Linked DNA regions of Homo sapiens: region 1 is linked to region 2. A link is an interaction called in ENCODE POLR2A ChIA-PET data of the cell type or tissue named here. Cell type or tissue: PC-9. All regions are shown on one strand. Links, peaks and the distances in the headings refer to the core of each region. The heading gives the core; the rest is flanking DNA.

Region 1 (16,426 bases), core at 4,981-7,480, 59 kb before region 2:
TAGCTAACATTCATTGTGCTGGGATAACTACGTATAGGGACTGTTCAGAGTGCTTCTACAGGCATGAAAACACTTAATTTTCAGACCAAATCTATTATTCCCATAGTATTTGTTAGGGTTCTCCAGAGAAACATAACCAATAGGATGTATATATATAGAAGAAGATATTTATTATAAGGAACTGGCTCACACAATTACAGAAGCTGGCAAGTCCCGAGATTTGCTGGGTGAGTCGACAAGCTGAGACCCAAGAGAGCTCATAGTTTAGTTCCAGTCCAAGTCCGAAGGCCTGAAAACCAGGAGAACAGGTGAAACAGTTCCAGTTTGGAGGCCAGCAGGCCTGAGACTCAGGAAGAGCCAACATTTCAGTTCAAGTCCAAAAGCAGGGAATAAAGCTAGTGTCCCAGTTCCAAGGTTGTTAGGCAGGAAGAATTCTTACTTGGGAGGTCACCCTTTTTGTTCTATTCAGGCCTTTGGCTGATTGAATGAGGCCCTCACACATTAGGGAGAGAAATCTGCTTTATTCAGTCTGCTGGCTTAAGTATTCATCTCATCCAGAAACATCCAGAATAATATTTGACCAACTATCTGGGCACTCCATGGATCAGCTAAGTTGAAACATTAAAATTAACCATCACAGGCCGGGTGCAGTGGCTCACACCTGTAATCCCAGCACTTTGGGAGGCTGAGATGGGTGGATATCTTGAGCTTAGGAGTTTGACCAGCCTGGGTAACATGGTGAAACTTTGTCTCTACCAAAAATACAAAAAATTAGCCAGGTGTGGTGGCACACACCTGTGGTCCTAGCTGTTTGGCGGGGCTGAGGTAAGAGGATTGCTTGAGCCGGGTGGTGGAGGTAGCAGTGAGCTGAGGTCAAGTCACTATACTCCAGCCTGGGTGACAGAGCAAGACCTTGCTTCAAAAATAAAATAAAATAACCATCACAAATTGGTTCTGGGGCAATTTCAGAGCCCAGGCAAAAAGAAGGGAGTGGTATCTTCTACCTTAGAGGTGGAGAGAGGTAAACCAGAGAACATCAAATAAAAACGTCATGCGGAAGGTGCCATTTGAGCAGAGCCTTGAAGAACAAGGAGCATTTTGACAGGTAGAGACAGGAGGAAAGGACAGGATAATTAGAGGGGACGGTGTGAACCAAGAAATCAAGGAAGGAAAGAATGCAGCAGGGGAATTCCTCAAGTGAGGCAAGTAGGGTGATGTGGGTAGTAGTGTCCTGGGCTGTGTCCTTGAGAAGTGGACTGTGATGGAGATGAATGTGCAGGGAGTCTGTTGAGTGCTCCCCGGGGTAACATCTGGGGAAGGGGAGCAAAGGAGAGGGGAAGAGAAGGGAAGGGGGCAGGATTGGGCAGGAGAAGTTGGGCTGCAACTGTTGATGCAGTCTCCACCAAGGCCTCAGCTGACCTCTGAGGAGCTTTGGAGTTGCAACTCCTCAGAGATTTCCTGAGTTAGGGCACAGGGCTCAAGAATTTACACTCCCACACTGATGTCACGGAATGCAGGCTGCTCTGGGAAAGGGTGTGATGTTGGACAAAGTGAATCCCTTCAGCTGAGACAATTCCCAAAGAGGGCTGACAGCTCAGGGTGGTCTGCTAACAGCACACCCAGCAACGGGGGAAATAACTGCTGCAGAGGGATCTAGGGGGCCCCTCCCTGCATCCACTGCAGGTGGATTAAAGGACGAGGGGTGCAGTGGATGTTCAAGAGCCAAACCTAGCATATCCCGGGATCCAGCACTGGAGATCCCTGTGAGCCAGTGCTGGGGACAGAGGGTTTCCTGCTGAGGGAGACAGGGAACCACTGACAACTGTTGAAAAAGGGAATGACAACTCAGGACTCTTCATGCTTTATGAAGATTAATCGGGAAGACTCATGTAATTCCTAGACATGGATGAGAAAGCCCACGGGAATGTGCAATAAGAACCACAAGGACAGAGACCTGGGCACGCATTGCAGAAACGGGTGGAGGAAGAGTGAGGGAAAGCGATGGAGAAGGAGCAGACAAGAAAAGGAAAGGAAAACTCTAGACTGAGGGTAAAGTCCACAATGCTGAAGAGTGGCCAAGCAGGATGGGCACTGAGGGGGATAGCGTGTAACAGGTCATCAGAAGGCTCTTGGCTGGGCGCAGTGGCTCACGCCTGTAATCCCAGCACTTTTGGAGGCTGAGGTGGGCAGATCACAAGGTCAGGATATTGAGACCATCCTGGTCAACATGGTGAAACCCCATCTCTACTAAAAATACAAAAAAAAAAAAATTAGCCGGACATGGTGGCATGCACCTGTAGTCCCAGCTACTCAGGAGGCTGAGGCAGGAGAATCGCTTGAACCTGGGAGGCGGAGCTTGCAGTGAGCTGAGATGGCGCTACTGCACTCCAGCCTGGCAACAGAGTGAGACTCTGTCTCAAAAAAAAAAAAAAAAAAAAAAAAAGGCTCTTGGTGACCTTGCAGGAACAATTTCAAGAGAGCAACAGGGCCAGATTCAGACAGCATTGGATCGAAATAACTAAAGCAGCCACTCCATTTACTCAACACCCACCATGTGCCACGCACTGTGTTGGGAGTTTTGTGTGTGGAATTTCATTAAATTTTCACAACTCTACAAAGAAAGTATGATTATTTTCATTTTATGGATGAATACACTGAGAGGCTCAGAGAGGTTAAGTCACTTGCCCAAGCTTACACAGCAAGTTACAGAAAGAGATTGGGACCCATTGAGAGGAAAGAAAGGGGAGGCAAAAAGTGCAGGTTACTCTGATAAGAGGCGTTTCAGGTAGAGAAGGAGAGTCACCAGGGAGGAATGCGCATTTGATGTAGCTGGTTTTTTTCTTTTATGTGGGAGAGACATAAACAAGTTTACAGGCTGAGGAGGAGGAACTTGTAGAAAGGAGGATGTTGAATAATTAGGAGAGGGGAGATAATTTATGGAGCAAAGATATGGCAGGGAGGGAAGGGATCAGGATGCAGGAAAAGGGATTTTCCTTAAACAGGAGACAGGAAGGCAAGGTCAGGAAGGACAGTGAGGCCCATCCAGTGGCCCTTATTCCTCCTGTGAAATCTAAGAGGAAGGTAGAGAGAGAAGGTCCCTCACAGCCCCCTCTGTGGGGCTTGAGAAGCAAGGAAGGCTTGAGGTGGCTGCTGGGAGCCTGGGAGTAATGCAGGGCAGATGAGCCCCTAAGTTGGGGCTTAACCCAGGAGGGTTCTTAGTTTCATCCAGGAAAGAATTCTAGGGTGAGCCAGTGGTGTTAGACAGCAACTTTGATTGAAGCAGCAGTGTGCAGCAGCAGGAGAGCAGGGCTACCCCTAGGCAGGGCAGTGCACCCAGAATGGCAGCTCAGAGGCAGTTCTGCAGTCATGTGTATACCCACTTTTAATAATATGCAAATTAAGGGGAAGATTATGCAGAAATTTCTAGAAAAAGAGTGGTAACTTATGGGTTGTCAGGTCATTACCATGGAAGGGCTGGTAACTTCCTGGTGTAGCCATGGCAATGGTAAACTGACATGGCATGCTGGTGGATGTGTCTTATGGAGAGGTGCTTTCGCCTCCTCCCTGTTTTAGCTAGTCCTCAACCTGGTCCAGTGTCTGAGCCGAGCCTCCAGAGTCAAGTCTTGCCTCCTACCTCAGGGAAACCTGGGGCCATAAAAATGTGCTAATACCACTGGGCCATGTTGTGAGCCTTGTCTGGGAATAGGGAGTGGGGACTTCTAGGGAAATTACCTGAGAATCATCAGGTGAGACTGATGAGTTTGGACATTCACTACCTCAGGAGGGCTGGTTTGAAAACCCAGGAGGCCCACCTCTGGTTCTGTTCCTGACCTTGCAATGATAGGATGTTAGGCAAACCTAAAAACTCTTGGGATTTCCACTATCTCACTGGTAGAGCCAGGGACTCATTAGCCTGGATTAGGAGTTGATGAAGTTGGAGAAAGTTGGCTAGAGACTCCCTGCTGCTCATGGAAAAAGCAGTGTATGTTACTAATGGCACCACCCACTGCCTGTAAGAGCAGATATTCATGGTAAAGCAAATTCCCTAAGGTCCATACAATTGTTTCCATGGGGTGCAGTGTCCAGTGGGAAATGATGAGGCTCTGTGTCCAGGATACCAGGAGCCCAGCCTGACGCTGCCTCTAAAAGCCTCTGTGGGGCTTTGGCTAGGTCATTGCATCTTCTGGCCTCAGTTTCCTCTTCTTGGTTTATGACAAAGCAGACACTTCTCAGGGGGTCGATTTCTGGCCATTTGGAATAGAGGGCAGCTTCACATTGTCTAGTGAGGGAGCTGCTCCTTTCCAAATAGGAAGGAGAAGAGAATCAAGAGTGAGTTTCTTGGCCAGGCACAGTGGCTCACGTCTGTAATCCCAGCACTTTGGGAGGCCAAGGCGGGTGAATCACTTGAGATCAGGAGTTCAAGACCAGCCTGGCCAACATGGTGAAATCCCATCTCTACCAAGAAATGCAAAAATTAGCCAGATGTGGTGTCCCGTGCCTATAGTCCCAGCTACTTAGGAAGCTGAGGCATGAGAATAGCTTGAACCAAGGAAGCAGAGGTTGCAGTGAGTCAAGATCGCACCAATGCACTCCAGCCTGGGTGACAGAGTGAGACCCTGTCTTAAAAAAAAAAGAGTTGAGTTTCTCATCTCTTCTCCCCAACCCAACAGTAAGCACAAATATCACAGATTTTCAGAGAGGGATCTGTGTGAACTCATCAGCCTAGTGACTAAGGCTTAGCATGGGTGCTGCAGCTGTGCATGGGCACCCATCATCAGACACAGCCTTCTGATCACTTGATATGGTTTGGCTGTGTCCCCACCCAAATCTCATCGTTAGCTCCCATAATTCCCACATTTTGTAGGAGGGACCCAGTGGGAGATAAATGAATCATGGGCATGGTTTCCCCCATACTGTTCTCTTGGTAGTGAATAAGTATCACGAGATCTGATGGTTTTATAAGGGGAAACCCCTTTCACTTGGTTCTCGTTCTCACTTTGCCTGCCACCATGTAAGACCTGCCTTTGTTCTTCCCTTGCCTTCCGCCATGATTGTGAGGCCTCCCCAGCCATGTGGAACTGTGAGTCCATTAAACCTCTTTTTCTTTATAAATTACCCAGTCTCGAGGACGTCTTATCAGCAGCATGAAAACGGACTAATACATCACCTCTCGTCACATGCTCCAGCCTCTGCACAAGGCTCTGTTGTTTCTGTTCTCAATCCCAGTCCCCAGTTAGTCCCGAAGCTGAGAGCTGGACACAGGCTGTTGCAGTGGCTGAACCTGAACAGAACCAGAGCTGCTGGCTCACTGGCTGCAGGCAGCTTGTTCTCTGCCCTCTACAAGGATCTGGGATTTATTTAGCCTGTTTCCCTGGCAGCGCTGGTTACAGTGGCAGCATCTGCTTCCCCAGGAGGCTGAGTGAGTCACAGCCACCTACGCTAACCCTTGGCACAGCACAACTCTGTTCTGCTGGGGACCACTGATAATAAGCCAGCAGGAAGATGCTGGAACACAGGCTCGATGCAGACAGTGCACTGGGCATGGGGTCCTGGGAAAGGCTTACCTACCTCCTCGTGCAAAAGAGGTTAAGGCTGGAGGCTGAGTTAACCCTGGCACGCTCTCCCTACAAGAGCTGTTAAGTCTGCTTAACAACTTAACAAAGTGGCTCACCTCAGCTGCTGCCAGCAGCTACAAGGTCTCATGGGAAAGGCCTGCAGGATTTTGGACTCCAAGTCCAGGCCCTCTTTTCACTATGCAAGGATAAGCCCTCAAATTTGTCTTTCCACGGCCACCTCTGCACCCATATTGGCCCCTGGTTCCTTCTGGCTCTCAACCCCAGGACCTTCTTTTAAGACATCGTCAGTCCCTCCTCTGGGCAGCAGTCCTCAAAACTGTATTCTTTCCCAGGCCCACCCCTTCCTGAAACTTTTATTTCCTCCATCTTGTCTCCCCTTATCATCTGGGTAATCTGAAAAAAATTAGTTGATCCCATGTTGTTAATGACTAATAACAGGTTATAGCGCTAGTCTCACAGGTGTTGCATTTACTCTTGACTTTGAAAGCCAGAGAGAACATCAGTCGTATGCAATGGTTTCTCCAAATATAGTCCCTGGATTTGTAGCATCAGCTTCATCAGAGAGTTTATTAGAAATGCACATTCCCAGTCCCCACTCCAAACAAATTACATCACAGATTCTGGGGTGGGCACTGACAATCTGTTTGAATCAGCCCTCCAGGGGACTCAGATGCACGCCACGGTCTGAGGACCCCTGGTCTAAGGAAAGAGATCTATAGCAGTGTATTCTCCACCCTGTGGGGAATGGAGAATTTTTGTCCGTACTTGTCTGGATTCACAGTACAGCTGCAAATATCTCTCTGTTTCATGCAAGCCACACTGAAGAGGCTTGAGTAGGCAAAGACCCCATTTGCTCCAACTCTGGGGGTTTTCCTATGTCCTTCCTCCAGATTGTTTGAGTCGCATGGAAAGAAACTGGTGTTTTTTTCATGTGTGGAAAAGGGCAGCATTGCCTCACCTGCCACAGAGAGGGCTTTAGGGATAAAAGGAAACCCACCCATTGGAAATGAACAATCTAGCCATCCTGTTTCCTAAGAGCTGAGGAATTCAAGCAGAGGGAAAAGAGACTGATAATATTTATTAATCAATGTGAATTACTCTTTCTTCTATCAATTCTTTTTGAACATTTACAGATTGCTCCTATGCTGAGCCCCACGGCCCCACCCTCAGATAGCTTACAGGAGAGTGAGACCATCAGTCAGAATGGGTTGGGCTATGCCATGGTAACAAACAACCCCACAGTCTTGGGGCCTTAACATAACAAAGGCTCATCTTGCAAATGCTTCATATCCAATGAGGGTCTGCTCTGCTCCACAAAATCACTCAGGGGCTCAGGGCAATGGAGAATCCACTATCTTGCAGCTGCCCTAGTCATTGCAGCAGGGGAAGAAACAGCTGGAGGTGGTCAGGTGCTCATCCAGAAGTAAATTCCAACACTTCTGCTTACATCTCACTGGGCAGAATCAGTCCCATGGCTTTACTAACTCCAAGGAGCCAGCAGGTGTATGCCAAAAGAGAGAAACATGGATATAGTTGGATATTAAAAGACTTTACCACACTAAGACCACTCATTTATTCATTCACTTATTCTTGAATAAATATTTACAGAATGCTTACCACATATCAAGCATTAGGCCAGACCCTGGGGATATAGCATCCCCAGAGCCGCTGCCTTTGCACATTAGAGACAGCCATTAATATTACATTGGTGCAAACAGTGCCCCCTGCAGGTGTGCAACACAGGAGCCCTGCTGTCTTTTATTTTTCCTGTTTATGTTATGTTTTATCATTACTATCTATCTTCCCCACCAGAAAGCAAAGTGAGAGAGCTGAGATTTTGTCTGAGTTGCTCGCTGCTATATTTCTGGAGTTTAACACAGTGCCTAGTGACCTCAATAAATATTTAAGTAAATGACTGAAAATGAAAAATTATTGACTATGTTCCCCATCAGTCCCTGCCTTCATGGAGCTTATAATCTGCTGAGTCAGGAGTTGTGTAAACAATTAGCTGAAGTATTGAGAAAAATCACGCACTAGACAGAGTGAAATACAGGTCAAGTAAAAACCTGGGCCACGTGCCTTGGGAGCGTGAAAAAGCCGGGGATCATTTTTGACCATGGGTAGGATCAGGGAGATTAACCTTGTTTTACAGGTGAAAAATGAAGATCCAGAGAGGCTTGCAGTGGGCCTGCCCATCAAGGGGTGAGCAGCAAGGCAGGCAGAAGAATCCTGCCCTACCTCTTGTTTTGGTATTTTTTCTTCTCCCTACACTAATAACTAACAAAGCTTTATATAGTCAGCCTTCCCTACCTGCTGGGTCCGCATCCATGGACTCAACCAATTGCAGATTGAAAACATTAAACAACAACAACAACAACAATAAAAATAATACAATTTAAAAAATCAATACAGTGTAATGACCATTTGTATAGCGCTTACATTTTATTAGGTTTTAAAAGTAACCTAGAGATGATTTAAAGTATATGGGAGGCTGTGTGTAGGTTATATGCAAATACTACACCATTTTATATTGTGGACTTAAGCATCCTTGGATTTTGGTGTCCTGGGGTGAGGGGGTCCTGGAATCAATCCCCCTCAGATATCGAATGATGACTGTATTTGTACAGCACTTTACCATTTTCCAACAGCTTTCATATACTACATATCTATAACTAGTCTTTAAGGATTAAAAGCCTTAAAAGTCTCTCTCTAGTCCCCACCCCACCATCCTATACCCAGCCTCAGAATTTGGTCCTCTTTTGATGTCTCTTTGCCTCTGGGAGGAGATGTGGGATGTGTTTCGTTGTGAGGATGGAACATCCAGTTCTCCCCGCCCTGCCCTACCTCCCAGCACTTGTCCCCACGCCTGCTCCCCAGCTGCCCAGAAGCACCGCATAGAAGAGGCAGCTTTTCCGAAGGGCATCTGCAGAGCACATGGGAGGGCTCTGTCCCAGCTGTGGTGGACAGAGAAAGGTGGAGGATGTCTCAACCAAAAACTTCTTCCCCTGCAGGCAAGAAAAGGGCTCATTATTTTCACTTGAGCTCGCAAGTAAAAACAATTACATAAGCTTCCCATCTGGCTTCCAAAGCACTTTTGAAACAATTCCATTGCAAGTCCTTTCATTTTATGGGGGCTCTAAAGACAGGGCACAGTTAGAGGTTATCACTGGGAATCTTTGTCCCAATGTGTGGCCTTTGTCCCCTCCTGCTGCCTCACTCCTCTCTCTCTGTCCTTTCCTCTCCCACATGTCTTCCTTCCCTTTCTGCAAATCTGTCCTCCATGAGGGCTCAGCCAAGGCTCTATTCAGTCTAACAAGCATTTCCTTAGAGCCCACTCTCCACCAGTCCCCTGGTTGGTGCTGGAGATTCCAGGATGGGCAGGACAAAGACAGAGGCTCACGGAGCTTAAAAGGGGTGAGGCCCATTCATGACACCCACTGGAGATGCCTGCTTTCATCCTATTCCACCTTCTATCCTCGCCCTTTCACAAAATATCTGTCTTCCTGAGATTCTATCATGAGTCAAGTAGTGAGCTAAGGGTTGACATGCATTCTTCTTTTTTTCATTTTTAGACAGTCTCACTCTGTCACCTAGGCTGGAGTGCAGTGGCACAATCTTGGCTCACTGCAACCACCGCCGCAATTCAAGAATTCAATTCAAGAATTCAAGCAATTCTCCTGCCTCAGCTTCCCGAGTAGCTGGGACTACAGGTACGTGCCACCACGCCTGGCTAATTTTTGTATTTTTAGTAGAGACAGGGTTTCACCATATTGGCCAGGCTGGCCTCGAACTCCTGGCCTCAGGTGATCCACCTGCCTCGGCCTCCCAAAGTGCTGGGATTACAGGCGTGAGCCACCATGCCCAGCCGACATGCATTCTTTCATTTCATTTTTTACAACAGTTATTCTCTTATTATGCCCATTTTTAGATAAAGAGACTATGGCTCAGGAGGTTATGTAAGTTGCCCAAGGTCACACAGCTAGGAAAGGGCCCAGCCAGCATCCCCGCTACACAGCCTGCCTTCCAGCCCCATCCTCCTCCTGGGCCACGCTGCCTCCACCAAAATGCTCAGAATAAAAAGAACAAAGAACAAAGAACAAAGAACTGGACAGAGCATTAGCACCATCTCTACCACTCCTCTCTTTTGAGAGTTGGCTTTTTCTTTTTTAAATTGGCAAGTAAAGATTGTATATATTTATGGTATAAAACATGATGTTTATATATATATACACACACACACACACATTGTAGAATGGCTAAATCAAGCTATTTAACGTATGCATTACCTCACACACTTATTTTTTGTAGTGAGAACACTTAAGATCTACTCTCTTAGCAATTTTCAAATATACAACATATTGTTATTAACTATGAGAGTTTGCTGTAAAAAAAAATCTAGTGATTCTTTCTAAAAACAAAGGACTTGTGTACCTTAGAGATCATTGTCTCCTCATGTCCCTGAAGTTTTAAAAACCAGATGTTTTGATCACTCCTTTTTTTTGTTTTTTTTTGTTTTGTTTTGTTTTTGTTCTTTGAGACAAGGTCTTGCTTTGTCACCCAGACTAGAGTGCAGTGGCTCAGTGGAGCAAACGCAGCTCACTGCAGCCTCCACCTCCCTGGCTCAAGTAATTCTCCCATCTCAGCCTCCAGAGTAGCTGGGACTACAGGTGTGTACCACCACGCCGGCCTAATTTTTGTATTTTTTGTAGAGATGGGTGTCCCACTATGTTGCCCAGGCTGATCTCAAACTCCTGGGCTCAGGGGATTTTGTATTTTTTGTAGAGATGGGGATCCCACTATGTTGCCCAGGCTGATCTCAAACTCCTGGGCTCAGGGGATTTTGTATTTTTTGTAGAGATGGGGATCCCACTATGTTGCCCAGGCTGGTCCCAAACTCCTGGGTTCAGGGGATCTGCCCGCCTCGGCCTCCCAATGTGTTGGGTTACAGGTGAGAGCCATTGCGCCCAGTCTTGATGACTTCTTTACTCCCTAGAGAGCAGAGAAACCTTTCCTGCCTAGCCTGTGGCCTCGGTCTTAGAAGTCATCTCTGGAGTCCAGCAAGCCTCACAGATGCTGGGCTAGCTTTTCACATCCTTTGAGGTGGTTTCAATGATCTAAGTAAGAAGAGGCACACACTGCCAGTTTACTGCCAAGCTTCACTCTTAGCCCTCCTTTACCCTACAGTGCTCTGGGGAGGGGAGGAGATGGCAAAGACCCTCCCCAGGGAGGTTTCTGAAAGGTCACATCCAGCACTGGAAAGCGCTGGAGGGTGATGTGTTGGTCTCAGTGTAACCTGCATTTGCATGTGGATTTCAAGCATCCTCCTAAACAAGCCAAATGTCCAGGAATGGATAGACTCCACAGTAAGATTTTGTGATTTTGGTGTCTAAAGCTGTCTTCATTTTTTTTTTTTTTATTCCACCTCGTCCACCCACTCCAGCCAGCTGAAATTCCCTGTGCCAAAAGTATGGAGAGAAGATGTCAGGAACGTGTGAGAACTCCCCCAGACGGTCTTTTGGAGTCACCCTGCCCTCCAGACAATTTTGGTGCCGGCTGCCTCCAGGAACCTGACTCTCTCAGTCTCTTACTGTTTCGCTCCGTGGGTCAAGTCTCTGCAAAGCCTTCACGCTGAGCCTTGCCTTGCAGGCAGCCTTTGTGAGGCAGTCATCATGGCTCAGCTAACTGCAGCAGGAAGAGGCAGACATGGAGCTAAAAGCACAGCAGCTGGGATTCCAGGAAAGCAGGAAGTTCTGCAGTTAGCATCAGGTTAGTCTACCAGCGAGAGTGGAGCTGGGTCATAGGCCCAGGTTGAGGGTAAGGACCCTGAGATGGTTTGGCTGTGTCCCCACCCGAATCTCCTTTTGAATTGTAGCTCTCATAAGTCCCACGTGTTGTGGGAGGGATCTGGTGGGAGACGATTGAATCGTGGGGGTGGTTTCCCCCATAGTGTTCTTATGGTGGTGAATAAGTCTCATGAGATCTGATGGTTTTATAAGGAGTTTCCCCTTTTGCTTGGCTCTCATTCTCTCTTGCCTGCTGCCATGTAAGATGTGCATTTTGCCTTTGATTGTGAGGTCTCCTCAGCCATGTGGAACTGTGAGTTCATTAAACCTATTTTTCTTTATAAATTACCCAGTCTCGGGTATGTCTTTATCAGCAGCATTAGAACAGACTCATACAAACCCCCGTCTCTGAGAAGTCCAGTCCTAGAAGGACCGAGTTACTGGGGCAAGACTCATATGGAGCAGGGTGAAGAACAATACCTTGCTGCAACAATCCAGATGGGCATTTTATTGTCTCATCCATGGCTTTTTTTTTTTTTTTTTTTTTTTTTTTAGAACTGGGACTTCATGTCAGAGTTGTAGAAGCAACAATAGTAACTCAATGCCAAATACTGGAAAATTAAAGCTGAGCTACAGAAATGTCTCCAGCTAAAGTCAGGCATACTGGACACCCTTTTTCTAGGACTAACTCCCCAGTTAGAACACACCCCTCACAGTTACTTTCCCCACATGTTCCCACCCCAGTAGCTCCCATGGCTACTACAGAATCATCAGCTATTTTGGGCCCAAGGTGATTGGCCCAAGGGTGACTTGTGACGAAAGATAGGCCAAATCAGGGCCCTTTCCAGAGATGTTTAGACTTGGGGCTCAAGTCTTTGAGACAGCTTCTCCCTGGTGACTATAGCAGACCCTGTCAATGTCCAACACCTGTCCCCTCATCATTGCTGACTCAATGTGACATCCATCTGTTCTGACGTCACATGATACATTCCCTTTACTGGATTCTCTGCACACTCTATGGACCAACACGTTCTTCAAATAGTTAATGTGCCATTAATAATCTGATATTCCTGCTTCCTTTCCACTTACATTTTGCTCTGTTAAATGCCAAAAGATCAAGAATAATTTAGTCATTTTTTTCCCACTGGGTTTCACATAGCTTCTTTCAGAGCAGTCAAAAAATTCTTACTTAATTTTGAAGCAAAAGAATCCCTGAAACTCTATAGCCCCTCCCCAGTATCTAGAACCTTTCCTGGGATTTGGAGCTTCTGAGTGGCCCTTTTTAATACCAGACACCTGAGCCAAACCTTAGTTAGTTTCAGTAAAAGCTCCTCAAGCTTGAAGTTAGGTGAACTTCCAATAAGCTGTCTTCCCAAAGAAACAGATTTAGCTATTTTTGTGCTACGCACTTGCTTCATCTAGTAGATTATAAACTTTTGGAGGAGAAGAAATGAGTGTTAGCTATCTTTGTATTCCTTGGCTCAGTACCTTACACTGAGTAAATATTTAATAAGTACAACTTTGCTACATAAATGAATCATTCAATCACATTCCCTGTGTTAAGTATAAAATTAACGATTTAAGCATCATGAATCAAATAGATAACCCCACTAGGATATATCTTAAGTTGTGCTGTTATAGACCTAATGGGTGGTTTTATAATGGACCCCCAATATTAATAAAATTCAGCAAAACTAATTGGCACTTTACTTTTGCATATAGCACACCCAACTGCTAAGAGCTAAATTTCCAAGTATGTATCCTACATAGGGAAAATCTTTTACCTTCCCCATCAAAGAGTGTTTAACTCATTGTTGGTGAATAGGGAAGTCTCTCCGGCTAAGCAGAAATGGAACCTGCCCAAGGGCATGGAGGAGACACTTTGAATGATCAGGGAGTATTTGGTCAGTCTGGCATAGGCCAATGTTCAATTAGAAACAAGAGAGAGCCCTTCCTACCGCCTCAATCCAGAAAGCAGGGGTCATGGCACCCCTGAAAGATGCTCTGGGGAGAACCCATAGGAAGTGGATACAGAGAGGTCCTGCTGTGTGGCAGATCCAACAGGACACGAGTAGAGACGGAATAACCCCACGAGTGACAGCTCTAGGGACAATGTGGCTTTCCAAAGGCTTGGGACCCAGGGTTACTCCAGCTTCCCACTTCCTGCTGCACACAGACCCCCACCCACAGCAGGCCAGGCCCCCCACGTGAAGTCTTCATACAGCCCTCAGATTTTTGTGAAGGGAGAGAAGACAGTCCACTCTCAGAGGAACACAGGGACAGGGCACAGAAATTCCCACCCCTTGTGGGCCAAGAGAGGAAATTAGAAGGCCCGAGGCAGAGAAACACTGTGCTATGCACCTCCACGTTGACTCTACTTCCAGGCAGGCAGCCTGGGTGAGAGGTACACACACACATAGATGAACGTGCAGGATGCTGGGGTGGCTCAGTGGAAGCACAGAGCTGGGGAGAAGCCTCTGCTCCCCATGGTCTCTCCGGGCTTCAAGCCTTCCCAGCTCTATCTGGTACTGGGACAGGTCCTGCTGCTGGAGGCCATCCGTGGTTCACCCAGTGTCCACTCCACCATCCAATGGTAATGGCACCCTGGTTTTCCTCTGGGGACCCAGCCTTTCCCCACACTCAGTCCTCGTGACCTCGTCTTCCTGCTCTAGAAATAGACACACATGCCCTGTGCTGGCCAAACAGTGGGTTCCATCTCCCTGGCCACTGCACTGATTTAAGGGGAGGACATGTGACCAAAGCTCAAATGGTCAGCCCAGCGTTCATGGCTGGAATGGAGGAAAGAGGCACCCTTTTTCCATGGGGTGAGGCCAGAGATTTGGGTTAGGGGTGGGGAAGTGAAGGGCATTGTGTGGGGAGTGGGTGCCTGAGAATGAAACCAAACAGGGAGGTCAAGGGAACAGCACAGCCTTGGCTCAATCCACTATGTCAGCCAAGAAACCTGCTGTGCTTAAACCGGATTAGGTTTTCAGTGCTTATAACTAAATGAGCTCTTCATTTGAATACAACTGCTGATGGTCCTCCCATTAGAAAAGAGAACAAAAGGGGCCGGGCGCGGTAGCTCCCACCTGTAATGCCAGCACTTTGGGAGGCCGAGGCAGGTGGATCATGAGGTCCGGAGATCGAGACTATCCTAACATGGTGAAACCCCGTCTCTAATAAAAATACAAAAAATTAGCCAGGCGTGGTGGCAGGCACCTGTAGTCCCAGCCACTCGGGAGGCTGAGGGAGGAGAATGGTGTGAACCCAGGAGGCAGAGCTTGCAGTGAGCTGAGATAGCGCCACTGCACTCCAGCCTGGGTGACAGAACGAGACTCCGAGATTCCGTCTCAAAAAAAAAAAAAGAAAAGAGAACAAAAGGGAGGAACAAGCCCTGTGCCACTGAGTGACATTACCATGGTGGCAACTTTGAAGGGTCCCCGTTTCATGCCTTTCTCTTTTCTCCTCCAAGAGCATTCGCCACCCAGGCAATACTCCTTTGAGAGGCAGCCTGTGAATCCCAACAACCAGGGAGCGCGCCACTTTCTTCCCCACCCGCCCCCTTGCGTCATGAAGTCCGATGGTGGAGCAGAGGGCTGTGAGTTTTAGACTTTTCATTCCATAGACCAGAAAATTGCTGAAATTAGTAGACATTTGAAGTGGCTCTTCCTCAAGCCCAGAAAAGATTTCTGCTGTTGCTATGTTTAAAAGCCCAGCAGCAAGTTGTTTTGGCTTGTGTCTTATTGTTATATAATAAACATGATAAGCTCTGTAAGCTCTGAACATTGGTTGCAAGGATGAAAATAGAGGCCTCACAATAATATGAGCCCTGGAGATGCTTTGTAGAGGGCGGGGGGAAGATAATAGTTTTCTGTGAGTGTTCAAATAGCAATGTGTGTAGTAGATTCTAAATTGCTATGTAAATTCCCAAAGGAAACAGTAGGGGAAAAAAGAAGAAGGTTATAGATTAAAAGGAACAGGTTATATATTAATGCGAGGGAAAAATGTAATCAACAACCACATGAGAGCTATTTTTAATAAGACGGGACCCAGGAGAGGTGGACTGATCTATTGTAGAAAGGAGATAAGCTTTCTACGCTATGTAACAAATTACTATAAACCTAGCGGCTTAATGAAACACAAATTTGTGATCACCTAGGAGCTCAGAGCAGTCCCCAGTAACAGCCAGCAAGAAAGTGAGGCAGAAGTGCAGGTGTGGTGTGGCTGCGTTCTCTGCGTAGGGTCTCATAAGATTGGCATCAAAAATTTAGTTGCTTGTGGTTGTAGGACTGAGTTGCCCACCTCCTGCTGGCTGTTACTGGGGACTGCTCTGAGCTCCTGGAGGCCTCTCCTATTTTCTCATCCTGTAGCCCTCTTATAATGTAGCTATTGGTTCCTTCAAGAAAAATCCCTCTCATGCTTCCAATCTCTCTGACTTCTTTGATCTCTAACCTCTACACCCTCTTTTAAAGAGTTCACTTGATTAGGCCAGGCCCACCCACTCAAGGGATGGGGATTACACAGGTTGTGCACACTGGGTGAGGGAATCTTGGGGGTCACTTTAGAATTCTATTACAGCGATCAAACTTTTGTGCCAAAGCAGGGACCCAAAATGTGTAATTTTAATGCACTACATTATGGACTGAATGTTTGTGCCTTGCCTCACCCCAATTCATTTGTTGAAGTCCTAACTCCCAATGTGATGGTATTTGGAGGTGGGCCCTTTGGGAAGTAATTCGGTTTAGATGAGGTCATGAGGATGGGCCCCCATGATGGGATTAGTGTCTTATAAGAAAAGGAACAGAGACCACATACTCTTTCTCTCTCTTTCTCTCTGCCATGTGAGGAACACAGTGAGAAGGCAATCATCTGTAAAGCAGGAAGAGAGCCTTCCCCAGGAGTTGAATCTGCCAGCATCTTGATCTTGGACTTCCCAGCCTCCAGAACCACCAGAGAGAAATGCCTGTTGTCTGAACCACCGTATGTTACCCTGTTACAGCAGCCTGAGCTAAGATGATACTGGAGGCCCAGTTAATCTACCTCAACATGACCCTTTTGTAACACAGG
Region 2 (16,426 bases), core at 6,530-9,029:
GACCTGCACTATGAGAAAGGTATTTCTTCAGACTATAAAAAACAAACAAACAAAAAACACATGCTGGAAGAGCACCAGAAATAGTAAATATATGAATATGTATAACAGACTTACATCATTTCAGGTCCTCCAAAAGGCAGATGCCAAGATGGACCTAGATGTGCATGAGATTTACTGAGGGAAAGCCTGTGAAGGATAAAAGGAAGTGGAAGGAGGAATAGGGAGAACCTCAGATGGCAATGTAAGTCTGACATCTGAAAAGTGAAAGGGAAGGAAGGAAGATTGTGTAGAAGTCTTACTGCAGTGCAGCTCTGAGAAAATCTTTTCCAGCCAATCAGAATCTCTGGAGTAAAGAATACCCATGAGAGGAGTTCCACATCAGTGAAGAATGGCCTGGCTCTAGTACCTCTGCTGTGCTCAATCACTGGCTGGGGCATAGTATGGTTTTGGCATGAATGCCCCAGAAGACCTGAAAGTACAGCAACTGGAAGGTATCCACCAGCTGCTCTCCTCACAGTAGGGTTCTTGAAGGGAGGTCTGAGCAACACTCTCATGGCTGCCACTAGACTAGGATTAATTTTTTTCTTATCCTATTTTTTAAAAGTCATATGACTCTGTAAAGTAGAAGTTAAATCACTGTATTGTGGGGTTTATCATGTAAGTAGATAAAATATATAGAATAATAAAATGAAGGATGGGGAGGTAAATGGAACTATAGTGTTGAGGAATTATATGTTACATTAAGTAGTACAATATTAACTCTAAGTAGGTTGTGATAAGTTAAAGATGCATATTTGTAGCCCAAAAACAACCACTATAAAAAGTAATACAAAGAAGCATAGCTAAAAAGTCAATGTGGGAGTTAAACTGGAAATGTATTATTTCCTTAGCCCAGAAAGACAGGAAAGGAAGAACAAAAGGACAAAAACAGATTAGGCAAGTGAAAAGCAAATAGCAATTGTTAGACCTATATTTGATCATATCCATAAATGCATTCAGCATTAATAGACTAAATACTCCAACTAAAAGACACAGTCAGACTGGATAAAAAATGAAGACCCACCCCTATAGTGTCTACAAGAGACAGACCTTACATGTAAAGACTCAGATTGAAAGTAACAAGCTAGATAAAGCTTTTTCTTGCAAATAGTCATGTCACTCGTGTACATATTTATGGATAAAGTCCCAGCAATGAAATGACTGAATCCAGAGAATGTGCACTTGTAATTTTGATCATGTCACCATAAATAGCGTATCAAATTATCTTTCCACTCAGTGTATGGATAGCATACCTGTCTCCACATACTCTTACCAACAACATTTTCAGATTTTTAAATCTTTGCTAATCTGAGCGATGAAAAAAAAAATCATAGCCAGGCGCAGTGGCTCATGCCTGTAATCCCAGCACTTTGGGAGGCCCAGGCGGGCTGATCACAAGGTTGGGAATTTGAGACCAGCCTGGCCCATATGGTGAAACCCCGTCTCTACTAAAAATACAAAAATTAGCTGGGTGTGGTGGCGGCCACCTGTAGTCCCAGCTACTCAGGAGGCTGAGGCAGGAGAATCGCTTGAACCTGGGAGGTGGAGGTTGCAGTGAGCCGAGATTGTGCCACTGCACTCCAGCCTGGGCAACAAAGCGAGACTCCATCTCAAAAAAAAAAAAAAAAATACCATTGCAGTTTTAATTAGCACCTCTCTTATCATTAATAAATTTTACAATAATGTTTACTTTTTTCATTTGGTTAAAAGCCATATGTAACTCTTTATGCATACAGTTTATATTCTTTGCCCATTTTCATATATGTGTTTGTTTTCTTATTGTTGTGTAGGGACTCTTTATGTGAGACATATTTCAGATTTTCCTTATTTATCATTTGTATTTAGATTTTGTTAATCATGTTTTTTGACACGGAGAATTCAAAAATTTTCACGATAGTATTTAATTGTCTTTCTAAAATGGCTTCTGTGTTTTATGTCATGTATACAAAGACCTTCCCTAGTCCATACTATTTTTTAATCCTCTGATCTTTTGGTTGCAGTGCTGTGTGGATTCAGGCAGGAATCCAACTTCTTTTTCTCCCCCTCAGACCTGATAGGTCACCAAAAGTTCTTCTTCTAGAATGCTTGTGTAATGGCCACAGATGATGAGGTGCTGTAAAGAGCCCTGGCTGAGCCATAAGGGGAAATGGAAGCTTCCTTAAAAGGCCATATCTGATCTGAGTCTTGAAGAATATGTAGGAGTTAGCCAGACAAATGAGGACTGGAGAAACGAGTCATTCGATCCAGCTAAAGACTGGAATTTGAGGGAGGAACAGCAAGAGAAAAGCTTCAAGAGCTGAGCATGGTGGCCTTGGATGCCACGCTTAGAAACTTGAACTTTATTTTTTAAATGAAGGGATACCATTGAAGAATTTTTTAAAGGGAGAGAAGGTAACATGCTCGGATTTGCATCTTAGAAAGATGATTCTGGAGCTGAGCACAGTGGCATGTGCTTTGTAAGACCTACTACTCAAAGGCTGAGGTGGGAGGATCACTAGAACCCAAATGTTCAAGACCAGCCTGAGCAACATACACACCATTTAAAAAAAAAAATGTGTGGCTGGGCACTGTGGCTCGCACCTGTAATCCCAGCACTTTGGGAGCCCAAGGTGGGGGGATTACCTGAGGTCAGGAGTTCAAGACCAGCCTGACCAACATGGTGAAACCCCGTCTCTACTAAAAATACAAAAACTAGCCAGGCATGGTGGTGTGTGCCTGTAATCCCAGCTACTCGGGAGGCTGAGGCAGGAGAATCGCTTGAACCCAGGAGGAGGAGGTTGCAGTGAGCCGAGATCGCGCCATTGCACTCCAGCCTAGGTGACAAGAGCAAAACTCCGTCTCAAAAAAATAAAAATAATGTGTAAAAGAAAAAAAAAAGAAAGATTATTCTGGTAGCAATGTGGAAAATGTACTGGAATGGGGCAAACCTAAAGGCCTACAGAGCCCTTTTAAGTGAAAGTAGCTCCTTGTGAAGGTAGCCTGCCCTGTATCTCTTGGCTGATAAGTGGTTGAACTGGGCCTGAAACCAAGTAACTGACTTTGAATTATTTCTCCATAGTTTAGACAAAACAACAGACAATTTTAAGACAAGGGTAAAACCTGTCAATGAGTGGTTTAAAGTGTGCCTATTTTAAAGCTCAAATCTAGTGTACTTGAAATCCAGTAAACTCATCTGAAACCTGAGCGTACAGCAATTTCTAAGTCAGTTCAACTATAGGATCTCCTAGTTGGAAGGAAGCCCAGAGGTCCTTCTCCCACCCAGGACAGGAATCCCTTCTAAAACACACCCAACAGATGGCTTAAGGCCCCCTGTGTGAACACTCTTCACCTTCAAAGGGGAGCTCACAGGCCTCCCGTTCCTCTGCTGGTCAGATCTAAACTTAGAAAGTTCTTTCTCATGTTGAGCCAAATTCCTTCTCTCTGTAACTTTCACCCATCAGTCAGCAATGTCTTCTGAGTCCTCATTCCTCAAGGGAAAACCATTAGGTTTAGAGACAGTAGGCAGTAGGAAATGCTATGGTGGGGCTATGATAAAAGTTTACAATGTTTAAAACATGCCAATGGATGCCCAACAATGTGAATGTAGTTAATGCCATTGAACACTTAAAAATGTTTACAATGGTAAAGTTTATGCTATGCATATTTTGCCGCAATTAAAAATTTTTAAAAATACTTTTCAAATATAGTAGAATGATATGCTGACCAATTAAAATAACATGGCAAGATGCTTTGAATGTTAAATGTCTGTGGCTCTTCAGAATGACACTGGGTTTTTATGTCGCTTCCTCTAATTCATTCTTGTTTTTCACCTCATAACATTTTCATAGTTTACTCCCATCCCTTCTGTCTTTCAGCCAGGGTCTCAGTCTACCTTTGAGAGCCAGGTTGTTTTTCTCTTTTTGGCTGCCTCTAAATCAATCTTTATTTTCCTTCCTTCCCTTCCCTTCCCCTTCCTTCCCTTTCCTTTTCTTCCTTCCTTCCTTCCTTTTTTTTTTTTTTTTTAATTTGACAGAGTCTCGCTCTGTTGCCCAGGCTGGAGTGCAGTGGCACGATCTCAGCTTGCTGCAACCTCCACCTCCCAAGTTCAAGCAATTCTTCTGTCTCAGCCTCCCGAGTAGCTGGGACTGCAGGCACACACCACCACACCCGGCTAATTTTTGTACTTTTAGTAGAGACGGGGTTTCACCATATTGGCCAGGCTGGTCTTAAACTCCTGACCATGTGATTTGCCTGCCTTGGCCTCCCAAAGTGCTGGGATTACAGGAGTGAGCCACCACGCCTGGCTCCTTCCTTTCTTCCCGTTTTTTTTTTTTTTTTTTTTTTTGAGACAGGGTCTCACTCTGTCACCCAGGCTGGAGTGTAGTGATGCAATCTCAGCTCACTGGAGCCTCAACCTCCTGGGCTCAATTGATCCTCCCACCTCAGCCTCCTAAGTGCCTACACTATGGGCATGACCCACCACCTCCGGCTAATTTTTTTATTTTATGTAGAGACGGGGTTTCATCATGTTTCCAGGCTGGTCTCAAACTCCTGAGTTCAAGCAATCCACCTGCCTCAGCCTCCCAAAGTGCTGGGATTACAGGTGTGTGCCACCACAGCGCCTGGCCTCCCTCTAAATCTTGATGGTTTGTTGGATCATCTGAACTTGCTTTTTTAAAAAAAATCTAAATTGGGATCATTAGCTCAGTTATTTCAGGGCAAAAATTATGGCACTTTGAACCCAATAGTCCCATGTTGCCAGTTCCACAGTTCTAGAGAAGCAAAGATTTTTTTTTTAAATTTCCATTCTTAAGATCTTAATCTTTGTTGGAAGAAGTCCAAAATCTTCAGATCTTAATCTTTGTTGGAAGAAGTCCATTTTTAAAACAGGAATCTGAGAGAACACTCATAACCCAAAGCAATCAATGATAATAGTGACATTTTTAACTGGCTCGTCTTGTTAATCCATTAACCAATTACCTGGTTGTAAGACTAGCTTCATTTATGTGACTTTAAAATTTTTGGTCTACATAAGACATTTTACCGTAAAATTCTTGCAGTGAGTTCACCTGAGTTTTTCTGTGGCGACAAAATCAGTCATGACCTCTGCTCATCAAACAGGGTAATCCTTGCTGTGCTGCTGCTCCTCCCAGCAGTTGGGACCTCAAGTCTGTGGGATTGCTTTGTGCCCCAGCCATCCTCAGCCTCATTAGTTCTGTGGCAGCTACTGTAGCCACAGCCTCAGGGATGTTTGTTTGTCATTTACAGAGATAGATAATTTGAGTGAGACAGGATTAACTAGCAGACATCTAACATAACAATTGACCCTCATTTGGCAGAGTATGTCAAAAATTTAAAACTTTAAATTGCATGCAAAATGTAACAACATCTTCAATGTTAAATAAAGTTTTCTATGAAAAATACCAATTTTGTATTTGAATAGTTCTACTGCTTGTTCCTTCCTCAGCTTTCTTTCCCTTTTAAAAACTAACATATGTACCTAAGGGAGATGAAGGTGATTTTCTGTAATTTCTATTTCTCAAATTATATAATATTTTTGGTAAACCTTGATTCTTTCTGAAACTGTATTTTTAGAATATACCATAAAATAGATCCTTGTATATCTTCCCTATAAGGTCTTGTTAAGTAGTATGTTTTTTTGAAAATTGTTTAAAAATGACTTTCAACTTCTAGTAATGGCAGAACAGCTTGGTTGGACTAACCCTCCTATAAAAAACAGTTATAAAAACTGGAAAAAGTGTTTAGAAACAAAGAACAATTTCAATATACTGGAGATTTATCAAAAACAAAGTGGTGAGAAGTTCACCTTTAAAGGCAAAATATATGTTGTGAGATTTGCAAGTCTGCAACTTTTTTACCTGTGTGCACTCACTAATCCATTGTCTTGAGTTGTCATGGAATCAGATTGGCTAGAATTAAGGGGGAAATCCTAGAAGGGAATTACTGCAGGTACTGTGAGACCCAAAATCTATCTTTAAAAAATCCACCCAACTTCTTGACTGGTCCAGAAATAGAAAAAGAGAAAGAGCGAAACAAAAAAGTAGCAGCTGGAAGCTGACCTGAGCAGAGAATTCAACTGCTGCTAACTGCAGGGAGACAAAGTTTGGAATTTGAGTCCAGCCAAGTTGAGAAGATTACTCTTCAAAGGAACATAATGGAACCCAGAGTTTCTACATTGTAGTATCCATTATAACCAGCATTCAACTAAAAATCACAGAATGTGCAAGGTAACCAGAAAAATGTGACACATACTCAGGGGAAAAAAAGGAACCAGAGATGACCTAGATGTTGCTGTAATAAATAGACAAGACTTTAAGGCAGTCATTATAAATATGTTCAAGAATTTAGGAAAAATTTGATCATAGCAAATAAACCTGGTGGGGGAATCACAGAGGAGAAATAGATACTATTTAAATAGAAGCAAATGGAAATTTTATAGCTGAGAAGTACAATAAGTGAAATGGAAAATTCATTAGATGCTCTTAACAACATCTTGGAGGCAGCTGGAGAAAGAGTGAATGTGAAGATTGTGAAGATAGATCAATAGAGATTCTTCAATCCGCAGGATATAGACAAAAGTCCCAAATATTTGGAAATTAATCAACGTTTATTTTTTAAATCCATGATTTATTTCACAAGGGAAAGTAGAAAATATTTTGAATGGAATTATCATTAAAATACAAGATATCAGAGCTGTATGATGCAGGTAAAGGAGTGCTCAGAGGAAATGTTATACTTTTAAGTGTCTATATTAGAAATGAAGAAAAAAAACCATTTATTCATCAATTGATGAATGAGTACATAAAATGTGCTATGTCCATACAATGGAATATTAATCAGCAATAAAAAGGAATGAAGTACCAACACATACTGTAACATGGATGAACCTTGAAAACATTAGGCTAAATAAAATAAGTCGGTCACAAAAGACCACATATTATGTGATTCCATTTATAGGAAATGTCCAGAATAAATGAATCTATGGAGACAAGAATTAGATTAGTGGTTGTTCAGAGCTGAGGGACGGGTGGAGTGATTGATAAAGGGTATACGGTTTCTTTTTGGGGCGATGAAAATGCTCTAAAAAGTATTTGATATTGGTTGCACAACCCCATGAATGTACTTAAAATTGTTTAATTGTATACTTTAAATGGGTGAATTGTATGGTATATGAATTATATCTCAATAATGCTGTTACTCCCCAAAATTATCTGAATTTTTGACATAAGAAACTAGAAAGAAAGTGAGCAAATTAAACCCAAAATAAGTAAAAATTAGGAAATAATAAAGATAAGAGCACAAGTCAATCAACAAAAAAACAGATGAAAAATAAGAGAATATAAATCAAAAGTTAATTCTTTGAAATGGTTAATAAAAGTAGTAAACACCTAGCAAGACTGATAAAGAAAAAAGAGAAAATATAAATTACCAATAACAGAAATTAAATAGAAGATTTCAGAAAAAATCCTAAAAACATTGTGGTGATTGCATGACTGTATAGATGTTGCAAAACTCATTAAATTGCACATCTAATGTGAGTGAATTTGGTTGTATAGAAGTTATACCTCAATAAAACTATAAAAGAATAAATCAGTGTAATTCATTTGATTAATAGAATAAAGAAGAAAAACTATATGATTATATCAGTTGCTGCCAGGTCTCTAGGCTTCAAGATAGAGGACTCTCTACTGGGTTAAATCAGTTTATTTCAGACTGATCTAAGTCTCTGTCTCAATCACTTGTTGATAAGAGCGCCCCTGTGTTTCTCCACAACATGAGATCGTACCTCTTTCAAGGGCCAACTTACCAAATCCCATCAAGTTTCCCCATACTCTGTAATGACCACTTCAGCCCTGCCCTTACCCAATTTTCTTAGTCATTTTAAAAGGCCGAGGTGAACCTCAAGATTTTCTTGTGTGGGCAATTTCTGTCTTAGCAGGGTTCTAAGAACTAGGCAATGACTAATAGCTACTGCAGTTTGTTGACCTTGTTCCAGCAAAATCTATACTATAAGCACAGGTCATTCCATTCAGGGGATTATTTTTCTCCTGCAGTGGTTATGTGTTATGACAAAACGAAGTTCAATACCTAATTGTGCGACTGGGCAAATATCCAAGAAGCATCAAATAGGCATAGACTAGGACCTGTGGGAACCTTCCCTCAGGTCCATGACAAAGAACAAGAAAAACTTGAGATTGTCTTTAAAAATGCAACCTGAAGACACAGTTACTTCTTACTTAGCAAGGGAAAGAAAGGTGAAAATAAATTACCTTTGCTTCTGTGTTATTCACACTGCTGGAAACCATAAAAAGGAGGCTTCATTATAATTCTTGAAGGTTCTATTAATATTAGTGGATAATATAGTTTTGTGGCTTTCTAGTGCTACAAGCTTATTCTGAGCAATACTGCCCTCAACCAATTTCTGGCGCTGGCAATGTTAGGGCTTCTGGGCAGAATCTTGAGGCAAGATAGAAAAATTTTTCCATGTTTCTCCATGTGGGTTAAAGACCCAGTGAGAATAAATAGCAAAGAAGTAGAGTACAGAGTTTAAGAAAATAGATTTGATATCAGGCAAACCTAGGTTTCAGTTTCAGTTTTGCCGATAATTAAACATGTGGCTTTGGAAAAGCTGTTTAACCCTTCCAAGACTTAGTTTCTTCATCTCTAGGATGGGCATAATACTACCACCTACTTTACAGGGTAGTCAGAATTACATAAAATAATTATTGTAAAGGGCATTTGACAGTGTCTGACAAAGAGTGAAAGAACTTATACTACTATTTATTTCTTCATATTTACATATATTTTATGCTAGGGGAATTGGCACTCAGGTATGTTGCCAGTGAGAATATAAATTGGTACAGTTTCTTTGGAGGTTAATTTGATAGTTTATGTTAAATTTTTAAAATCCCATAGGCTTTGATATGATTCCGCTGTATCCCCACCCAAACCTTACCTTGAATTGTGGTTCCCATAATCCCCACGTGTCATGGGAGGGACCTGGTGGGAGGCAATTGAATCATGGGGCTGGTTACCTTCATGCTATTCTCATGATAGTGAGTGAGTTCTCACAAAATCTGGTAGTTTTATAAGATGCTTTTCCCCCCACTTCGCTCATACTTCTCCTTGCTGACACCATGTGCAGGACACATTTGCTTCCCCTTCCGCCGTGATTGTAAGTTTCCTGAGGCTTCCCTAGCCATGCTAAACTGTGACTCAATTAAACCTCTTTCCTTTATAAATTACCCAGTCTTGGGCACTTCTTTATAGGCAGTGTGAGAATGGACTAATACAGTAAATTGGTAGCACAGTGAGTGGGGTGCTGCTGTAAAGTCACCCAAAAATGTGGAAGCAACTTTGGAACTGGGTAACACACAGAGGTGGAGATAGTTTAGAGGGCTCAGAAGACAGGAAAATGTGGGAAAGTTTGGAAATTTCTTTTGGAACTTCCTGGAGACTTGTTGAATGGCTTTGACCAAAATGCCAAAAGTGTTATGGACTATGAAGTCCAGGCTGAGGTAGTCTCAGACTGAGATGAGGAACTTACTGGGAACTGGAATAAAGTTGATTCTTCCTATGCTTTAGCAAAGAGACTGATGGCATTTTGCTCCTGACCTAGAGATCTGTGGAACTTCAAGCTTGAGAGAGATAATTTAGGGTATCTGGTGGAAGAAATTTCTAAGCGGCAAAGTGTTCAAGAGGAAGCAGAGCATAAAAGTTTGGAAAATTTGCAGCCTGACAATATGATAGAAAAGAAAAACCCATTTTCTGGGGAGAAATTCAAGCTGGCTGCAGAAATTTGCAAAGTAACAAGGAGCTGAATGTTAATCATCAAGACAATGGGGAAAATTCTCCAGGGCATGTCAGAGACCTTCACAGCAGCCCCTCCCATCACAGGCCCAGAGGCCTAGGAGGGAAAAATGGTTTTGTGGGCCAGGCCCAGTGTCCCCCTCCTCTATGCAGCCTCAGTACCTGATGCCCTGAGTCCCAGTTGCTTCAGCTCCAGCCATGTCTAAAAGAGGCCAAGATACAACTCAGGCCATTGCTTCAGAGAGTACGAGTCCCAAGCCTTGGTGGCTTACACATGGTATTTGGCCTGTGGGTGCACAGAAGTCAAGAACTGATGTTTCAGAAGCTCTGCCTAGATTTCAGAAGATGCACGGAAATGCCTGGATGTCCAGGCAGAAGTCTGTTGCAGAGGCAGAGCTCTCATGGAGAACCTCTGCTAGGGTGGTGAAGAAGAGAAATGTGGGGTTGGAGTCCCCACACAAAGTCCCCACTGGGGCACTGCCTAGTGGAGCTATGAGAAGAGGATCACCATCCTCCAGACCCCAGAATGGTAGATCCACCAACAGCTTGCACTGTATGCCTGGAAAAGCCATAGACACTCAAGACCAACCATGAAAGCAGCCAGGAGGTGGGCTGTACCCTGCAAAGCCACAGGGGCAGAGTTGCCCCAGGCTGTGGAGCCCATCTCGAGCATCAGCATGACCTGGATGTGAGACATGGAGCCAAAGGAGATCACTTTGGAACTTTAAGGTTTAATGACTGCCCTATTGGATTTTGGACTTGCATGAGGCCTGTAGCCCCTTTGTTTTGGCCAATCTCTGCCATTTGGAATGGGTATATTTACCCAATGCCTTTCCCCCACTTATATCTAGGAAGTAACTAATTTGCTTTTGATTTTACAGGCTGATAGGTGGAAGGGACTTGCCCTGTTTCAGAGGAAACTTCGGACTTGGACTTTTGAGTTAATACTGGAATGAGTTAATACTTTGGGGGCCTGTTGGAAGAGCATGATTGTGTTTTGAAATGTGAGGACATGAGGCTTGGGAGGGGCTGGGGGAGGGACTGATATGGTCTGGCTGTGTGCCCACCCAAATCTCATCTTAAATTGTAGATCCCATAATCCCCACATATCTTGGGAGGAACCTTGTGGGAGGTAATTGAAACATGGGGATGGTTACCCTCATGCTGTTCTCATGACAGTGAGTGAGTTCTCATGAGATCTGATGGTTTTACAAGGGGATTTCCCTGGCTTCACTCATACTTCTCCTTGCTGCCACCATGTGAAGTAGAAAATGTTTGCCTTCCCTTCCACCATGATTGTAATTTTCCTGAGGCCTCCCCAGCCTTGCTGAACTATGTCAATTAAACCTCTTTCCTTTATAAATAACCCCGTCTCAGACAGTTCTTCATAGCAGCATGAGAATGGACTAATATAGCCTTCAACCCTGCAATTCCACTTCTAGTTGTCCATATCAAAGAAGTGTTCATATGTGTATATTTAACTCTAAAAAACTTGGATTTGGTACACTGATAAGCTTAACAAACATACCTATAGACAACATTTCCCCTGTGTCCCATACCATGCCAGTATGAACTGGAAGAGTAGCTTTATTAAAGAATCATAAGCAGCAGGTTTCTTAAACTTCCAAGAAAGTCAGTCATTATTCCCTGCTATTTAAAAAATGCATATTATATAAGCCTTAGATTGTAGAATAAGGAATCTTAGAAATAATGTAGTTTTACTATCTCCTCTTATGGATCAGAAAACTTTAGGCCCACTGAGGTAAAGCAACTACCTCTGGTTACCCAACTAGAAGATGACAGAGCCCCATATGTCTCCAAACCATACTGTGTCCTTTATACTGTCCAAAATTTCATTCTTCCTTATTTTCAGTGTGGCAGGCATAGCTAGTTGTTTATCCAATATCTATTCTTCATTTTTTCCTTCATAAGAGTAAAAAATAATAGCTTACCCAAATGCTCTTATAGCCAGACCTAGTTCTGGCCAATGAAATGTAAATGGAAGTCTATTGGGTGGGGCCTTTCAGGAAAGCTATATTTTCCTGATTTAAAAAGAGAAGGATCTTACTGGCATGCAATTTCTATGCCCTTCTCCATGTTTTCTCTTGAAATGAAGACATGATATGTGGCATGTCAGCAGCCATATTGTCCCTATGATGACAAAGCCACACACTAAAAGCTAGTAAGGCAGAAATACAGGAGTCTAGGGCACTGACGACATTGCACGGCCCCTGGATCAGCCTTGGACTGGCTACCTCTTGTCACTTTTTGTTATGCTGAAAACATAAGCCCCTTTTTGGTTAAGCCACTGTAATTCTATTTTCACTTTCCTTTTGTTTCCCAAGGAGGACGGAGGCTGGCGTATCAACTCTGCTATATCTAAATTCATGTTGCCTTATTCATTCCTGTTTCAGAGGAAGAAGAAATCATCCTTCCCCCACCCCAATTTAACAATTTCCATCACTTTCTGCTTCTTTCCATTTCCTTCTTTACTTAACTCACTGTATCTTTTCATACCCTACTCCTAGCTCTAAAAACATCCTTTAACTTTGTCTTCAGTTTCCCCTCCCTTACGAAATACCATTCCTTTGTTTCACTTCACATCTAAAATTCTTGGGAGAAGAGACTCCAGAAGCCTGCCGTTTCTACTGTAAACAAATGAATTATGGGCCGGGCGTGGTGGCTGCTCATGCCTATAATCCCAGCACTTTGGGAGGCTGAGGCAGGTGGGTCACCTGAGGTCAGGAGTTCAAGACCAGCCTGGCCAACATGGTGAGACTCCATCTCTACTAAAAATACAAAAATTGGCTGGGTGTGGTGCTGCATGCCTGTAGTCCCAGCGACTCAGGAGGATGAGGCAGGAGAATCGCTTGAACCCAGGAGGCAAAGGTTGCAGTGAGTCGAGATTCCACCACTGCACTCCAGCCTGGGCAAAAGAGCCAGACTCTGTCTCAAAAAAAAAAAAAAAAAAAAATTATGAATGCCCTAACCTAAGGTCTACTCCACAACTCACTTCATCTGAACTTTTGGAGCCTTTGCCATTGTTGACCCACCTTTCCCCTCTTAAACTCTGACCTCTCTTGACTTCATGACACCATTTTCTCCTACCTTCCCAACCTCTGACCCAGGTTCCTTCTGTGGCTCCTCTTTACCTGCCTTTCCTTAGGTGCTAGGGTCCTCAGGTATCCTCCTAGCCTCTCACCTTCTCATTCTATGCCCCTCTGAAGGAAGCTTCTTTCACTCTCATGGCTCCAATTACCTTGTATTTGCTAATTTTCTCCAAAACTACTTATGTATCTCCTGCTGTTGTTGGCTTCCCCTCCCCCCGAACTTCAGATCAATATTTTTAATCACCTTGTGGATACTCTCCAACTTCTCCTGGAACTTCAAACTCAGCACATCCAAAGCCACAATCTTCCCATCCTTGACTAAACCTGTCACTGCTGTATTTCCTGTCTCAGAAACTGATCATTGTGCTTCCAAGCATCCAAACCACTACAATCAACACACATATATTCCTAAAAATCAGTGTATTGGACAAACTTGATCAATAAAAAGCACAGGATATATGGGAAAAATGGGCATAACACTCAAAAACATCATCAATGGCACTTAAAAGTGGTAGAACCTAATGAAAACAGTAGGATGGTCTTACACATGTTAAATGGTTAATAAAATAATAAAATACATAAATAACACAATAAACATGGCACTGTAAAAAGACCTGAAGTTTGCCTGTGGAAGAGGGTGTCAGAAGAGCTGCAGTTTGTGTATTATTGTGAATTAGTGGAAGGAGGATTACCAGAAATCAGGCTAAAAGTTGTAACATCAGGTGTGGATGGATGTAGCTCCTGACACACACGGTGAACTGAGGTAACTGCTATATGTTTGTTTGAGGTGTGTGCACCGTGTGTGTTCTGTGTATTTTTAAACTGGGTGCAGTTTTCTTCATACACTTAGTGTTTCTTGGAGGACAAATATATGCATAAGTATTCTGAAGTTCAGATTTCACTCAAATTTTTCTCTAATTATCAATAGGACTGGAGCAAATTTAAACTTGCAAAATAAGCTTTACAGTCAAACTGATGGTATCTTGGAAAACTCAACTGGTTCATCCACAACAGGCACTTGGTCACTAATGCCCATGATTTTTGCTCCTATTTATGTGTTTCTTCTTCATTCCTGCCATTGCTGCTCCAGTCTAGATGCTCACTACCTCCTTTCTGTACTATTGCAACAACCACTTCATGCTCTTTCCACTACAGTGCCTTGTCTTACCCACATTGGTCAGGGGCTTAGGAATGCCATACCTGTAATGGTGTCCTGGGCCAGCACCAATGAGTGAGGGCTTCTATTGTTTGACCAAGCTATGATACACGATTCCTGAGCCATTTGCTCACTATAAGATGGGCAATTGTAGCCTCAAAAAGGATTGTTGTGATGATTAAAGAGAGAATCTATGGCAACCATCCACATGGCTTCTAGCACATAGTAGACATTTGATAATAGTTGTTCTTGTTCCCCTTTCCTATTTGTTGCTCAACTAAAAATATGATTTAAAAACATTAAAAATATAAACAGTGACTCTGTATTTCCTGTAGGATTAAGCCAAATCACTTGAGAAAGGCTTCTAAGACCCTCTCAATCTGTATCGAACATGGTTTTCAGCCTCATGCTCTTTATCCCCAGTCCAAGTCACTTAATTTTTAATACCTTCCCAACTGTTGCCTCCCTCCCTCACCCATAAAAAACAAACAAACAAACAAAAACCTTTGGTACACCCTCTGAACTCCCACCACGTAATGTACAAATACCACTCATACAGCATCTCCCAGTCCTGTGTAGCAGACTATTTGTCACCCAGCAAACACCCAGGGCCCCCACCCCATTCTCCTTTACTAATATGCAGCAGCTCTAGCCTGGATTAGATGCCAGTACACACAGAGCAGGACAAATCCAAGACTATTACAGAGAAGAAGAATGGGAACTTTATGTAATGCACATGATACCTGCCCTACCTCTGAACTACTTTATATTTTATACAATAAATATCTTGTTGTTCAGGCCACTTTGACCTAGGTTTTCTGTCACCTGCAGTGGAAAACTGGTATTAGATTTATTTATAAGTCTCACTCCCTGGTAATGTTGAGAAACCCACAGGTCTTCAGTTTTATATCCTCAGCACTAAGAAGTACATGACACATACTAGATGGTCAGCAAATATTTTTTGGAGGGATGGATGGGTGGATGGATGAATGGGTGGGTGGATGAATCTTCTGGCATCCTGCCTATTATACTTTCCAGTGTTTACCTCCTTCTCAAATATCCTGCTAACCATGGAATCTTAGCATTAGATAAGAAATAAAGGGAAGGCAAGGTGTCTAGACAAGAAGTCCAGAAAGCAATAAAATAGAAAAGCAGCCAAGAATTTATACTGGGAGTGCCTTAAGGTATCAAGGGAAAGAACATGAGCCTTTTCCTGGGGACTTTGTTGCAGGGATGTGGAGTGGGGGATGTTTCTATTGGCCACCCAACCCTCCTCCTTTAGCTTCAATTTCCCCTTTCACCAGAGCCTCAACACCAACACTTCAAGCACAGTTGTATATTCCACAGGTGAAGGGAGGAAGTGGGAATCCACTAAACCAACAAAATCTGGAGATATAGCCTTCTGATGAACTAGCCAGATACAGGGAGAGAGCATAATCATGATATGGAACTGCTACGGCTTGAATGTGTCCTCTCCAAAATTAAGGTGTGCCCAGTGTGATGGGATTAAGCAGTGGGGCCATTAAGAGGTGATTGAGGTCATGAGAATTCCTCCCTTGTGAATGGGATTAAGGCCCTCATAAAAGAGACTTCATGCAACATTCAGCTAGCTTGCTCTTCTGTTCTCTGCCATGTGAGAACATGGCATCCCTTCCCTTCAGATGATGCAGCCCTCACCAGACAAGTGAACCTGCTGGCACCTTGATCTTGGATTTCCTGGCCTCCAGAACTGTGAGAAATAAATTCCTCTTGATTATAAATGGATATAAACAGGTATTCTCTTATAGCAGCATAAAATGGACTAAGACTTTTCTATAGAGTAGTTGCTATACATAAGGCATTCTCTCAATTTGCCTGCATCATCTCATTTGGTCCTCACTGCCACTCAGTAAAATAGGAACTATGACTTGCCCCACTTGACAGATGAGAAAATTGGAGCTTCAAGTTTAGATAGTGTACCCATGGCCAGTAATTGGTGAATGTAACTCCAGGGCCTAGCATATAGTGCTCAGAGAAATGGATGCAAAGCTGCCTTCCAAGTGTCTTTCTCAAATATTTTTAGTCTGTTTCCTGCTGCTATAACAGAATACTACAGACTGAGTAATTATAAAGACAAGAAGTGTATTTAGCTCATAGTTCTGGAGGCTGGGAAGTCCAAGGGCATGGTGCCAGCATCTGGTGAGGGTCTTTTTGCTTTGTCATAGTATGAAGGAGGGCATCACATGGTGAAAGGCAAGGAGCAAGAGAGATGGAGAAAACTCGCTTTTATAACAAAGCCACTCCCTCAATAACAAACCCCCTCCCATGATAG

Evidence for each region. Peaks named below come from ENCODE experiments on the same cell type or tissue, not always from the same donor. Only the 100,000 strongest peaks of a DNase experiment are listed, where the experiment ranks them.
Region 1: POLR2A ChIA-PET joins it to region 2 with 5 read pairs; 2 of 35 experiments call an interaction of 5 or more read pairs at or near these places.

The regions. Positions count from the first base shown.
Region 1 is chr14:71,201,601-71,218,026 of GRCh38, forward strand. It overlaps LOC105370706, which reads right to left. Exons shown (of 2, transcript XM_011537452.3): 2 at 14,717-15,274. The coding sequence ends at 14,717. Among named protein-coding and RNA genes, the nearest start is that of SIPA1L1, 110 kb to the right of the region's middle. RefSeq lists an enhancer at 10,714-10,763. In PC-9, for the core only: a CTCF peak has its summit at 7,286 (motif pointing left); DNase peaks (open chromatin) are centred at 5,391 and 6,021.
Region 2 is chr14:71,259,252-71,275,677 of GRCh38, forward strand. No RefSeq gene overlaps it. Among named protein-coding and RNA genes, the nearest start is that of SIPA1L1, 53 kb to the right of the region's middle. RefSeq lists an enhancer at 8,201-8,250. In PC-9, for the core only: no CTCF peak of the experiment used is centred there; a DNase peak (open chromatin) is centred at 7,960; H3K4me3 peaks cover 331 bases.